2 separate regions of the Homo sapiens genome follow, and region 1 is linked to region 2. A link is an interaction called in ENCODE POLR2A ChIA-PET data of the cell type or tissue named here. Cell type or tissue: MCF 10A. All regions are shown on one strand. Links, peaks and the distances in the headings refer to the core of each region. The heading gives the core; the rest is flanking DNA.

The links. Peaks named below come from ENCODE experiments on the same cell type or tissue, not always from the same donor. Only the 100,000 strongest peaks of a DNase experiment are listed, where the experiment ranks them.
Region 1: POLR2A ChIA-PET joins it to region 2 with 7 read pairs; 3 of 35 experiments call an interaction of 5 or more read pairs at or near these places.

Annotation. Positions count from the first base shown.
Region 1 is chr4:69,086,116-69,094,083 of GRCh38, reverse strand. It overlaps a transcript of UGT2B7 not described here. Among named protein-coding and RNA genes, the nearest start is that of UGT2B7, 6.4 kb to the left of the region's middle. In MCF 10A, for the core only: no CTCF peak of the experiment used is centred there; no DNase peak of the experiment used is centred there.
Region 2 is chr4:69,028,984-69,036,951 of GRCh38, reverse strand. It overlaps the pseudogene UGT2B26P. Among named protein-coding and RNA genes, the nearest start is that of UGT2B7, 64 kb to the left of the region's middle. In MCF 10A, for the core only: no CTCF peak of the experiment used is centred there; a DNase peak (open chromatin) is centred at 3,921.

The sequences.
Region 1 (7,968 bases), core at 738-4,737, 58 kb before region 2:
TATTTTAGTATTCTAGAACCAAATCTGCAACATCTCAGAAGTATGCCTTGTATTAGTGAAAACACTTAATATGAGATATACTCTAAAAATATTTTAAGCTGGAGGAGTGGCCAGGATGACTGACCGGAAGTAGGTAATATGCATGGCTCTCACAAAGATGAACAGAAGGGGTGAGTAAATACAGCCCCTTCAACTGAAACATACGGGCACTCGCATTGGGACTATTTAAGGAAACAACTTGATCCACAGAGAATGAAGAAAAGTAAGGCAGGATGACTGCCAACCTGGCATCAACACAGAACCAAGGAAAATTTCCTCACCCAGGGAAGTGGTGAGTGAATGTGCTACCCCAAATAACATGCTTCTTTCACAGATTTTTGTAACCCTCAGGTCACAAGATCCCCTCATGAACCCACTTAACCAGGTCTTCAGTCTGACACACAAAGGTATGTGGAGTCTCAGCAGAGCAGCCACTCAGGCACGTGTAGAGACGTGATGCCTTTAGATACTCTGGCTTTCAGGGCTTCCTGGCAAAAGTAGCTGTAGCTCTTGCAAAGTGGAAGGTTAGAATTGCAAAGTGGGAGGCTGAATTCAGGGGGCTGAGCAGTGACAGTCTGCGGGCCCCATTTTCACAGCACCTCACAGGATAAGATCCACTGGCTTGGAATTTCAACCAGCCGTGATAGCAGTGTTGGGCCTCCCTGGAATGGAACTCTCAGCCGCGTGGGGTGGGCCACCATCTTTGCTGTTTGTGCAACTTAGCTGTTCTGGCATTTGAGCTTTGGAGCATCCAAATCGACCACAGAAGGAAGGAATTCCCCAGCACAACACAGCTACTCTACCAAAACATGGCCAGACTGCTTCTTCAAGTAGGTTGCAGATCCTGTTCCACCTCACTGGGTGGGACCTCCCAACAGGGGACTCCAGTCATTTCCACCATTGTTCTTAGGCCAGCAGAGATTTGAAAACTCCCTGGGACAGAGCTCACAGAGATATGGGCCGCCATCTTTGCTGTTTGGGTGACTTAGCAATTCCAGCCTGTGGGCTTTGGAGATTATGTATGACAAACCATATGTCTTCCAAATCTTCCAAAGTATTAATATTGTTTTTTTTTTTTTTTTCTGGGGTGGGGGTATTGTTTTTGGCATGACTCTTAACAAGTATCAAGAAAAATGGTTAACTGACTCTAAAGAAAGTGTAACTATTTTAAGAAATGTATTACTTCTATTCCCAATTAGATTTTGATTATTCTTTCATTGGTATCACTGTTAGAGTTTTGCATGTAGGATAGCTATATAAAAATGTATTATTTATATTTACATAGATTTCATTTAACTCTCTTCTATTTATTTTGATAACTCATTTAAAATAAAAGACACTTATCTAATGCCTCACTATAAAATGATTACCAAAAATGAAAGTCATAATCCTGGATACAAAAGGTAAAGAAAACTTATATTTTTCATATTTTATGTTTTATATTTTACTTTTTATATTTTATATTTTACTTTTTCCAGAAAGGTCACTCTGTCCTACGATGTGCACAGGTACATAGGAAGGTGGAGCTAGAAGTTTCCTGAAGCATCACTCCCTGTTGCATCCTAAGTGTGAGCACAAAAGGGACTGCAAGCAACTCAGCCACTAGCTCCCCAGAGAAAATTATAGGGTCAGTAAACCATTACTCTGTAATGATTCATTTCCTGCAGCTGCTTCATGAGTGCCTGACTGTAGACAACACTCACATAGTGGTTTAAAAATTCCACCCAATTCAATTAAAGAATATATTTAGTTTTACCTTCCATTACCAGATGATAAGCCAGGAAAGATACTGAGAACTGGGTCTACAAGCCAAATATAGTGGCTCAACCTGTAATCCCAGAACTTTGGGAGGCAAGATGAGAGGATCATTTAAGGCCAAGAGTTTGAGACCAGCCTGGGTAACATAACAAGACCTACTCAGTACAAACATTTTACAAAAAAATTGACCAGGTGTGCTGGGGTGTGCCTACAGTCCTAGCTACTTGGGAGGCTTTGGTGGGGAGGATCACTTGAGCCTGAGAGTTCGAGGCTGAAGCAAGCCATGATTGCACTTCAGCCTGGGTGACAGAGCAAGACCTTGTCTCAAATAGAAAATAAAAGAAAATAATAAGCTAGGTCAAAAAATTCATCATTTGAATTCTCAAGATTATCTTTGTCATGTGCCACATGGACCTCCTTGAAGTTCAATGAAGAAGGCTTCTTGTAGTCAATGAGAAAAGCCTGTAGTAAGTAAACATTGTTACTTTGTGGCCCCTTTCTATGAGTTTATCTGGAATGTTTTTGACATTAAGCTAATGGCTCATGTCACAAGGCCAACCAGGACTTTCCCACAGAATGCACAACCAGCACAGCAGAGCTGCAGGTGCAGAATACTTGAAGCCCACTTCTCAGAAACTGTGATGGTAGCTCCCAGACGCACTGCTCACAGAGATTAAGAGTTTACAGGGCTCCGAATTGAAATAAATATACACAGATGTTAAAAATTAAATATTAAATATGAATGGCCACGCTTTATTTTGAAACTTGATGTTTATTACGGCAATCAAAAAATTATGTATCCAGAAAAATTTGTTCCAACCTTTAAAAAATAAAAATACATGAAATATAACTGTACTAATCTATATTTTCAATGACAGAAAAAAAAAACAAAATCTTTAAAGTTTCTAATTCACACAAAACACAAACATACACACACTTTCTTTCATTCCACACAAAACCCAAAGGTACAAGGTGGTTTTGGAAAACAAATATTTTACATTGCTTCACCTATGTGGACCCCGACTAATTAGCTGATAATACATTGAATAGCTATAATATAAAGACTATTTTGATATGAATCACATGAGTAATACAGGATGTGTTTAGAGTTCCAGAGAAAAAACACAAGTACTTCTACATGAAATAATTAGAAAAACTTAATTAGGCAGGTAACATGATATGAGATGAAAGCTTTGATTGGACCTAGGCAGTGTGTGGTAAAGAAGGGATTTTCCAATAAAGAACAGAATGAGTAAAGGTCATGGATATATGAAGAGCATCCCAATGTGTATGGATCACAGAGAAATTTGAGGGCAAGCTATTAAAAAAGACAGTTAATTTGGAATGAAGACCTTAGGCAGTCTTAATTGTCATACTATGGATTTGGATTTTAATACATGACCAAAATTTACTTACACAACTTTTAAAAAATGACAGTTATGAAATCAAGATTTTCCTTTAGCAAGCAACTGTGTCGACTAATATTGGCATGTAAAGTCAAGACCTTAAAATTAGAAAGACTATTAAAAATGTGTGTTTGTAACCAAAACAGGCGATCATAATGGCCTGATATGGTTTATCTGTGTCCCCGCCAAAATCTCATCTTGAAGTATAACTACCACAATTCCCACATGTTGTAGGAGGGACTTGATGGAGGTAATTGAATCATGGGGATGAGTCTTTTCCATGCTTTTCTCCTCATAGAAAAACTTTGCTTTAGACTTTGCTGTTTGTTTTTGGATAGTTAGTTGTCTTTACTTTCTGCTTTTTTTCATGTCTCCTTTGCTCCTTGATTTTATATATTAATTTATTTTTAATTAAAAAAGAAAAAGAAGTTACTTAGAATTTATGTTCAATGTTGAATTTTGTTTGTCTTTATGCCTTTTGTCACATAATTTGTTTTTTATGGGAAAGCTATGTGAAAATCTTGCATTTGAAAACATAGGAATACATAGATATTCCAATTTAATAGGCAAAACTAATTTCACAATCCTAATTAGCATACATGCTTTTATTGAGTTTTATGAACTTTAATTAAACATTACATTTTTAAAAAGTCACTGGATAGTGCATAAATAGTACTACCCAAATAGTGGAAATCTAGAATTGCAATAACAAGAAAGTTAAAATTAACTGACTACTAGACTATAATATCAAAATTGTAATTGCCTTTTAATTCTTGAAAAGTCTAATTCATAAGAAAGACTACGTGAATCTAAGCTTCTACTTTTATACCCAAGTACACTGAATGGAGTTCCTATACAATCAAATATGTTGAGGATATTCTTGGGCATAATTCTTCTCTATCTTTGTAATATCAGCCCTCCCTTTTTATGTTCCTTGGAGTTAGTACACTTCAGGGTTTTTTTATTTGTTGTTTTTGAGTAGTCAGCACAGGACTTAAGATTTAAAATCTCAAAATGTGAGATAGGAACTTAATATTTTATTTTCATTTTGTCACAAACAAATGACAACAAAGAGAAGTATTTCCAAAGTAACTTCAAGCATTCATAGGCAAATGATTAGTTGAGCCCACATACACTACTATAATGCTTTAAATTATTCTATGTAGAAGTAGTGCCTGTTAATGCAAAGCAGAAAATGAGATTCAAGTTCCAAATGGAAAGCCACATTTTCTTCACTGTGTAAATGGCTGCTTATAAGGATTGGACGTTGTACTCACCTTCTGTGGAATCTGGGCCAAGTCTGAAGCAATGAGATCAGCCTTCTCTTCTATAAGGTTTTGCACAACTGGCCCCAGAGAAAACACCACAGTGCCATCTTTGCCAGAGATCTGGACAAATGCTTTCATTTCCTACAAAGAAAATAATTTCTGCATCATAAAGATGCAATATCATGTAGAATAATATAGTTTACTTATGCTTTAATAAAAATCTGAAGAAGTTGTGATATGTATAGTTATATTGTCCCTATATTCTGCCATGTACTGCCAGTCTCTACAAGAAAGTTTGTGTTGGAAACACATAGCTTCAATACATAGTAATTATGTACTAGAAACGGTACACAAATAATTATACAGAACACTTAAATGATAAATATACAGCTCTTTTAATATTTGGTAGATAGCTAATTCTAAAATCATAATGGTTTGCAAACTCATAAAAGTATTCCTTGAGGAGTGATGTCAGTAAAATGATGAAATAACACCTCCCAACATTAATTCCCACACAAAAATAGAGCTAGTAACTATGTAAATACAAAAAGCCACACTGAATTCACCAGAGCTAAAAAGAGAAGAAGAAAATCCCAAGACTCATAGACATGGGAAAACTCATGATCTGTAAAATGAATAATTTTTTGGATTATGGCACCCCTTCCACACACCAAGAAGACACCACTGTGACAGAACTTTATTTTACCTGCAGTTGCCAAGATCAGAGGAGGAAATTTGAAGTGAATGTTCAGTTTCTTCATGGATCTGTGAATCTTTTTGGTTTGGGAAGCCCACTTTTGTCCTACCTCAGGAGAGGCATTAGGAGTGGCTATAGAGTTGAATGACCTGGGGTGAATTGGAAACAAGAGTGGAAGTACTAATCACAGTGACAGGCACACACATCTCAGCAACTGCTTGGTGTTCCTATTAGCAGGAATGCCACGCTGAGGAGTCTGACCAGTTCCATAACACTGCAGGGGCCAAAATCCAAAGGAAGGCCTGAATCTTTGGCAGGTATTTTTATAATTCCCAGATACTCATACGGAGCTTTTCTATGACCTGCAAACAAGTATAACATTTGAGATTAAGCTCCAGTTATTGCTTAAGTATCTCACAGACCTAGAAATCACTGCAAGTCTAGTTTTAAGTTACAGTGCAGAATTAAGGTTCAGATGCTCCGTAAAATTTTTGACAAGAAATTCAGTGCACACCTATTTTAAAAGTTCAGAAATCACAGCACATATGAATAGAGAGTTGAAAAAAACACACTTTAGAGAATAATCCAGGAAAATGATGATAAATTTTGCAAAGAAGTGGAAATGTTTTAAAAATAAAAAGAAATCCAATTAATAAAAAATATGTGAAGTGAATTGAAAAACTCAGTAGAAAACTTCAACAGCAGACTTGGTCAAACAGAGTAAGGAATCAGCAATCCTAAAGATAAAACATATGTAATTACCCAATCAGAAGAGCAAAAAAAGAGAAATAATTAAAATTAGTGAAGTAGGCATATGGAAAGTATCAAACATTATTAAGAAAACTACCTCCATATAATAGGAGTTCTTAAAGGAGATAAGAAATAAAAAGTCTAGAAAGCATATATAATAAAATAATGATGGAACATTTTGTAAATCTAGAGAAAGATGACAGTATCCATGTACCCTAATCAAATTTAATCCGAAGAGTATTTCCCAAAGGCACATCCTATTTAAATTGTTAAAAGGCAAATACAAAGAAAGAATATTGATAGCAGTATAAGAAAAGGTTTATACCATATTAAACAATGTCCCAATTCAAGTTTCATCAAATTTCTCAAAAAAAAATAAAATAAATAAATCAACTTGTGAGCAAGAAGACAATAAGATATACATTTAAAGTGCTGAAAAAAATCTGCCATGCAAAAATACTGAGCCTACCGAAGCAATTCTTCAAACCTGAAAGAGTGATAACATTTTCCGAAACAAAAGATAAGGCATTCATAAACATCAGACCAATCTTACAAGAAATAATACAAAGGAGAATTGTTTTATTGGAAAGAAAAGGACACTCACATGTAATAAGAATACATCTGAAGGCATAAAAAGCAGTAGTAAAACCAATTATAAAGACAAACTCAGAATACTCTAATACTATAATTGTGGTATATAAGCCATTTATATCTTTATCATGAAGATAAAAAGACAAAGTTATTAAAGAAAATCATAACTACAATTAAGAGATGGAAATATGAAAAGATATAAATTGAGACATGAAAAAGTCAATATGTGGAAGACAAAATTATGTCAAAATACAGAGTTCTGTTTATTTTTCTTTGTGCTCAAAGTTGTCACCAGTTTTAAATATCTAACAATAAAATATTTTTGTAAATCTTTCATTAACTAAGAAGCCAAACTTAGACACAACAAACACAAATGGCATGGAATCAAAACATATTACTAGAGAAAATTACTTAACCATAAAGGAAGACACAGAGAGAGAGAGACAGAGAGAGAGAGACAGAGTGAGAGAGAAAGGAAGACACAGAGAGAGAGAGACAGAGAGAGAGAGAGAGAAAGAGAGACAGAGCGAGAGAGAAAGGATATACAGAAACTAACCTAGAAAACAATTAACAAAATGGAGGTAGTAAATCTTTATCTATTAGTAATATTACAAATGAAATTGATTGAATGATCCAAGTAAAAGACATAGAGTGACTGAATGGATAAATAATTAAAACTCAACTGTATTGTTGCCACAGGAAACTCACTTCACCTATGAAGGTGTACACAGACTAAAAGAAAAGAAATAGAAAAATTTGTTTCATGTCATTGTAAACAATAAAAAAAATACAGTAGTAGCTATACTTAGTTAAAATATATTTTAAGTCAGGATTGATAAGAAGTTGGCCATTGTATAATAATCAAGAGCTCCATAGAGCAACAGAATAAAATTGTAAATATATATGGTCATAACACTGGAACATCCAAATATATAAAGCAAAATTTATAGAGCTGAAGAGAGAGATTGACTGTGATATGATAATAGTAGAAGAGTGCAGCACTTTACTTACAATAATAAAAATATAATTCAGACAGAAAATCAATGAAAAAACCTCAGAGTTAAACTGCACTCTAGGTAAGATAAACCTAACACGGACATTTACAGAACATTCCATCCAACAGCTGCAGAGTATGTAATCTTCTCAATAGCACATGAAACATCTTCTAGAATAGACCATATTTTAGGTCAAAATAAGTCTTAAATTTTTTTAAAATCAAAATGGTGTCAATTTTTTTCCACAATGGAATAAAACTAGAAATCAATAAAAGAAAGAATATGGGAACATGTACAACTATACATAAATTAAATGTGCTCATAAACAACCATTGAGTCCATAGATAAATTATTTTAAAATATATGACAAAAATAAAAATGGAAAGACAATATAACAAAACCTAGAAGATATAGAAAAAATAAGTTCTAAAACAACAAATATATGCCAATAAATGTCTTCATTA
Region 2 (7,968 bases), core at 1,887-5,886:
TGCTTGTCTATAAGTTATTATGTTAGGGTTTGGTGTTCTTTGATTGACAAAAAAGCAAGTTGATAAAATAAGCTAATTGTAAGAAATAATGCTACAAAGGTAGCATGTATAACTTCTTTGAAATTATGAATTATCAAGCACTACTTCCAGGAGAAATTTCAAGGGACAATTTCTGAGACAAATTCAGAGTATTATCAGTATTGCTAATTTTTGTTGTTTTTTTTCAGCATTGAAATGAGGAACCTGCTGGTATCATAAATAAAGATATAGCTGTTGAACAAATTCAAAATCATATTTTTCTGAATTTGGTCAACAGATTGTTAACACTTAGACAATGTGCTACAAAGCTTTGACAACAGTGATTAATATGTTCTACTATAGCCAAGACATTCTTATGTTTAAGTTACTAATTTTGGAACTCCCAAGCAATCCTCATAAACTGATAAATAATTTACAGTGTTTTACTTGTTATATCAGTATTAAAATAACTGGTTTTTCAGCAAAAAACTTTAGTGGAGGTCATTGCAAGAAGACTATATCAGATAGGGAGCTAAAAAGTAATTGACAAATACACAAAAGTCACCGTTTTATTCTATACAGAAGAAAATATGTTCCTACTATGTATTATAGAGGGAGCATCTGAACCTATTCCCCACCTGGCTTCCTTCTGTTTGACTCCTTCCTATATTTTTTTCTGCTGCCTCCATTGGGAAGAATTGTTAATCTGATAGTTAGTGCTGAGTCCTTGTGGGGCCACATTTTATACAGCACAGGATCCACCTTCAGGTCAGGATCCATTTCCATCCTTTTTCTTTCATCTTCCTGTTTTAGACATTGGCTGGGCCCAGTCCAGCAAGGGAGGCTGCTTTTTCTCTTTTTCTAAATCTACCTGGCTAGGTGAGAACTTGGACTAAGTCTGTCAGCCTAGGCCATTCTTTCTCTGAATAGTACCCTGAACATCACTCAGATGGGCCTATTCCAAAATGTGGAGGAACTACATGAGGCCAGATTACATGGCAAGCCTAAACTGCATGATGCATGTTAGACATTTTGAAATACCTGTTATTGTTATTGTGCTAGTGAAGTCACCCATTAAAATGTAACTTCTTCTGATAACATCTATAGTGTGTATAATTTCCTCAGGAATCCTTAAACATAAGGATCAGATGACAGGGAAATAATTTGGTGATATCTCTTATGTGACCTCAATATCATGATAATATCAAAACTTTACCTACGCCTCTTAATATATTTCTTCCTGTTCACAATATTAGTACCAAATTTATTATCCATGATTATACCCTTTGTATTACTTTAGCATCTTTCATGTACATTTCTCATTTTGAACTAATATCTGATAATTAGTGCTTTCCCAAGAGCTACATTTCCAGGAAGGAAATTTCTATAATTGGATTATTTATAGACTTTAACAGCCTCTTTTGGTAGTTTTCCATACCGTAAGGAACTTTATCTATCCTTCTGTGGATCTTGGCAAGGGCTGATGCAATTACATTGGCCCTTTCTTCAGACATGTTGCTGATCATTGACCCCAGAGAAAACACCACAACACCATTTTCTCCAGAGCTCTGGATAAATTCTTCCATTTCCTGTGAAAAAAGAATTTGTTCCATCACAAAAGAGTAACAGCACAGCAGGCACTACTGAAAGAATTGGTACAAATTACTAAAGAGAGAAAATCAAGTATTATCAGGAATTATTGGAGGAAATTATGTCTTTTAACTGACCCAATCATTCAGTTTCTTATCAAGAAGATGTATAATATGAGATAGGTAGCCTCTACTAAGTGTGTTTATGTAAATATGTGTGTGTGCATGTTTGTGTGTGTGTGTAAGAGAGAAATGAAATGGAGCTATTACATAGTAGTCAGGGAGATAATGTTAGAAAACACTATACCCAGACTCTTCACTTATAATTTTACAGTTACTAATATAGGTTCTTGGAAAGTGGCACTACTTGGCTTTAATTCTATATTGTCATTCTACTAAATCACATATCTTTATTTCAGGCAGGTTTTCTTATTGGGGGAAACAGCCCCCAATATTTCAATGTAGATTCTTTTCTATTTTCCCTAAGTATCAGCCAGTCTGAGAAATAAAGGGAAAGAGTACAAAAGAGAGAAATTTTAAAGCTGGGTGTCCGGGGGAGACATCATATGTTGGCAGGTTCCGTGATGCTCCCTGAGCCACAAAACCAGCAAGTTTTTATTAGTGATTTTCAAAGGGGAAGGAGTGTACGAATAGGGTGTGGGTCACAGAGATCACACGCTTCAAAGGCAATAAAATATCACAAGACAAATGGGCAGGGCAAGGTCACAAGGCCAGGGTGAAAATAGAATTCCTGATGAAGTTTCATGTCCCACTGGGCACACATTGTCATTGATGACACATTATCAGGAGACAGGGTTTGAGAGCAGACAACCAGTCTGACTAAAATTTACTAGGCAGGAATTTCCTAATCCTAATAAGCCTGGGGGCACTACAGGAGACCAGGGCTTATTTCATCCCTTATCTACAACCATATAAGACAGACACTCCCAGAGCAGACATTTTAGCCCCGCCCCCCCCAATGCATTCTTTTCCCAGTGCTGTTAATTATATTCCTTACTAGGGAAAGAATTCAGTGATATTTCTCTTACCCGTTTTTGGTAATAAGGGAAACATGCTCTGTCCTGCCTGGCTCCCAGGCAGTCAGACCTAATGTTTATCTCCCTTGTTCCCTGAACATTGCTGTTATCCTGTTCTTTTTTCAAGGTGCCCAGATTTCATATTTTTCTAACACACATGCTTTACAAACAATTTGTGCAGTTAATGCAATCATCACAGGGTCCTGAGGCGACATACATCCTCAGCTTATGAAGATACTGGTATTAAGAGATTAAAGCCAGGTATAGGAAATTATAAGAGTATTGATTGGGGAAGTGATAAATGTGCATGAAATCTTCACAATTTATGTTCTTCTGCCATGGCTTCAGCTGGACCCTCTGTTCGGGGTCCCTCACTTCCTGCAACATTTTCTATAGAATTGTTTTAGTTTGAAGCTATCAATGGTTTTCTTCCCTAACTATAAACACTGAGGAAACGTTACTCACAGTTGGGGTGATTTTTTGTCTACATTTATCTTCCTCTGTAATCCTTTACACTTCACTAAAATTTTGTCAGAGTTTCCCAGTTTTTTTTCAAAAAAGAAAAAAAGTAACAGTAAAAAGTGGTGGTTAAGAATCACTGACATTCTGGAGTCTGGTTGTGGTTTGGAATTTCTATGAATTAGTACTGAGAGTCTCATTTATAATACTGAATTGTACAGTATATAGTTAGATAGTTGAATGATCATATTTTTCAGGTGATTCTTTAGGTGGAATAACTTTTCCCTGAAATCACACTGTTAAATTGATGTTCTATTTATAACTGCCTGTGAGGAACTCTCATTGTCACTTTGTTGTGTCTCAGAGGCAGCAGCACTTGCACCATAATGGGAGAGGCCACCAGCGCTTTCCACAGGGGAGATCTGGTCACCCTCATGAGTAGCTCACTCACACTACACTTCTTGGTGAAGATGTACTTGGCTAAAATTGATTGATATTTACTCTGATTTGCTTTCTCCAATCTATGCCAATATTTAAATTTAAAAACTTTCAGTTTTAATCATTAGGGTAAAACTTTTTTGAACTGCTGTTTATAAAACAAAGAAAAAAATCCAAATATTGACTGTGAAGACCATATATTGCTGTATTTTTTTTCAAATATGATTTTTAATCTTAAGACATCAATGTTAATGTGAGAGTCATTGTACTACTATTCCAGATAATACATGGGGCATCTAGACATTTTGTGTGATTGCAGTTACCTGTTGCCACATTTACTGTAACTCGTGTTCAGGGTTTACTCTCACTGGCTTGATGCCCAGAGCCTTCTTCATCCACCCAGTGTTGAAGTAATCTAACTTCTGTTTACTGATTCATCACTGATGTGGACTGGTTGTTTCAGACTCTGTGACAACTTCATAAAAATAATACAAAATCACTGTAAGTAATTTAACAAAAGTATGAAAAGTTTCATAAAGAAAAGGAAATATTTCTAAAATTTCTATCTAGAGATATTACCAATGTAAAATATGTATATTCTCATCATGGCTTTTATTCTATTTACACATGTACACTCATGACATTTATTTAGAAAGTTTTAACCTTATTGTATATACATTTTCCTCTTACAAAAAATTTGTCATCTTGTTATATTTATCATTTTCTACTACACTTTACTCGCATTATGGCTCACAGTGTAATTGAATATTTGATTGATAAAATTATTGTAAGGCTATAGTATGCATATAGTATAAGTTTTTAGTCATTCCTTCATTTAAGATGTTGGATTATTTCCAATGTGAATTTTATGAATATTTTCCATAAATATTAAATGTGCACATCTTAATTCATTTTTTTCTCAGTATGATTACATGAAACTATATTATTAAACCAATGATTATGTGCATTTTTAAATCACTAGAAATATTTTGCCAAATGTCTTTTTCTCTTAAAATATAGACATATATTATGAGAATCTAATATTTAATTTAAAAGAAAACAACTTGGGTTAACAATTATTCTACATAATAAACAATTAGAGAACCAATTTTACAACCATTGACTTGCATTCAAATCTTTCTGCAAGTTAATAACAACAGCTACTATTAGTAATTATCACTATTATACTACTAGTCATCCTTTTTCTTATCCTTCTACACCTCCTATTCTCTTCCCCCTCCTAGTGGCACTATCACTTTCCCTTAATATGAATAGGGAAATCTTTCAATAGTAGGGTAGGGTGCCATAGAATTTTTATTAGTCTTACCTCAGCTTTTGTCTCTTTAGAAAGTCATAAAGCACATACAATTCGCATTCAACATAGATATTGTATTTTACCCATGGAATAAATTCTCAGTTTTATGTAGACAAAAATCTTAAGAGATTACTTAATAATGTATTAAAGAATGCTTACTTTCTACCTATGTCTTAAAAGTATGATACTAATTTAAAATGCATGAGGTTCTTGTGTTCCTTTACAAAGAACATCATCTTCTAAGTAGACAGAATTCTTTAATTATGGTAAACTAAGTTTACTACTATTCAGATACAAGTGATAGAAATTATTTGGCCTTTATAATACGTGCATCATTCATTTTCTCCATGCTTCTCTGTAGGGAGCTTTGGCGTCTAGACACAAGTTCAACCAGGATGCTGTACTAAGTTGCTTGTCATAAGGCTGAAAACACCTGCTCTAATAGGGCATGTTTCTGTTCTAAGATGTAAACGTCAGATATCTCAGTGTAGAATGAGTTACATCCTTGAGTGAAATCAAGTGAACACTGGGTTTGGCTGCAAATATTATTAAGGATACACATTTATATTGTTGAGTAACTATTTTCTTTTTAAGATAGAATACTTAAAATCCTCATAACTTACAGTAGAATTTTAGAATGTCAACTTACGCATCTTACTAGCAAAACTAGTATGCCTACTTTTATTCAAGTCCACAATATATCTGTCCTCCACGACTTTTCAAGAGAACATAATCTTGATGTGCTGAACAATCTGGTTCTATTAAATGAAGAATGGTATCTCAAGTGACTTGCACATGTTAAGTAATTAATAGTGTTAGTAATCATAACAAAATAACCATAATTGCAAAATTAATATTTCTGAATCACTGACTATATAACAGAGAGATTTTAAGTGTTTTGTGTGTATTAACATTTTTTCCACAAAACACAATATGAAGTGGGTACTATTACTGCAAATGTAGGCATAATTACTTCTAGTCCAACATTCTAATCCACTTTTCCATCATCTGCTACCAGATTCCATGCAAAATTTCCCAAATGGTCTGCTCTTTCTTTGTTTCTTTTTTTTTAAATAACCTTATCATATATCTTCATTTCCTAACTCTTTTTAGTAGTCCCCAAAGGTGCTTAATAAATATTTTAACTCCTAATAAGTATCAGGCTCTAACTTGTCTCTCAGCATCATCTGATTCTCACTCAGCCTGTCCCTGCAAACTAAACTTGGAGTCTTGAGAACTTTCCTGAACACTTTACCTTTTTTTCTTTTTGTGTTTTCTGCCCTCCTCATTATTTCACCAATTTCTGCACATTGTTCAGCTGTCAGCTTCATTATCAGTGCGTCCAGGATACTTTCTATTATCTCCACTGATGCTATCTTGGCATGAGATAATAGCTTTTGCACAATTTTTATTACTTATACATATTCTATCTTTTGAAATAGAATGTAATGTGTGTGGGGACAGAAACTGTGTCTATTTTTTTTCCTCTTGCCTGTGGTTTTTGTTAAACTTTTATAAACATTCTCTTAATGAATGACCAATACCTTCTTACGTGTTGCATAATCAAGGCTTTAATTTAACCAACCCTATTTTCAAAGTCTCCTTAGTATCCCTCTGTATCTATAATAATGATGAAACTCACGTACTTGTGATGGTATCGATAAATCAACAAGTACAAGAGTTCCTAATTGCTATCTGCTTTACCCCACCCACTTCCCATCTTTCTTTCTAAGTCAGACACTCTGCAGGAAGACGGTAGAGTCATTCCTACTAAAAATTCAAAGCTAACAAAACCGAATCAACAAAATTATCTTTACCTTAGGTAGGGGTTTGGTAGATTTGCAGTGGAGTCCTCCAACAAATTCAACATTTGGTAAGAGTGGATGAGGAAATTGAAAATTCCAGGAGTTTTGAATAAGCCATATGTATGTCAGCTTTCTCCATTGTCTCAGATAAGGTAGTGGGTCTTCCTGAGAGGAAAAATGAAAGAAAAAGTGGATTACACAAGATAATTACATTAGGTAATTTTCTGAAAGGGATTAGAATAATGTAGGCAAAAATGTAGACCAAGTGTCTGTACTTTGAAATACATGAACATATATTCAAATATAAACATAATTTATTTTTTATGTATTATATATTTTGCCCTTGTGTATTTATAAGAAAAGCAAACTGATAAGAGAAGTTTGAGGGTAAACTACATCGCTAATGTCACATCGGAATACTCATAATCACAAACAATTATTAAAATAATCTATAGAGAAGTAAACATCCATTTCTTTACCCTTTAAAACTTCAATAGTAGCATATAAACATTTAAAAAACTCTTTGAGCTCCATGATCAACTAATTCTGCCTAACCCATAAAAATAATTTTCTGAGAAATAGTCTAGTTTCCGCAGTTCATTAAGCTAATCTTTTTATCTTTGGTTATTCAAGTGAACTGTGGGCTATTTTGAGAGTGTGGCTGAAATCCTTGTACCAACTACTGCTTTTGATTTATGCTAAGGTATTAACCATATTAGCTTTTAAGTAAATATATTTGAAAATTACAGCTAGAAAATTTTGAGAAATTATTCAAATAGAGATTTGTATCCAACCTTAATTTGGCTTATATTTTGTAATAAACATAGTATTTTTTTAAAAAAACTATATAGATAGAAAAATGTTCAGACTTCAATAAGATGATTAGTCTTAAAATGAATAATTTCCAATCTTTTAGTGAAGGAATGTGGAGACATTAGAAACTACAAATTGCCCTTATTGGTTTTTGCATTTGAGACAGAAGCACTATTTCTCTCAACTGTGAAGGAAACCTTCTGGTAACATGGGGACATATTTTAATTTCAGAATAAAGAAACTGCGGTGTACAAGGAAAAACAATTTCTGCAATGTTACATAGATAGTTGTGGTAGAAAATTGTGTAACTACTCAATATACATGTATGCATTCAGTAAGATGTTTGTGGACGGGTCCGACTTTTTTAAGATAAAAATATGTATAGTAAAACAGATGTGTGATTGTTTAAAGAAATATTAGGTGCACTAATTTACAGGTTTATGACTTCCTAGAATGTTCTGTATTAGCAATGGCCACAGGGTTTTAACTGAACT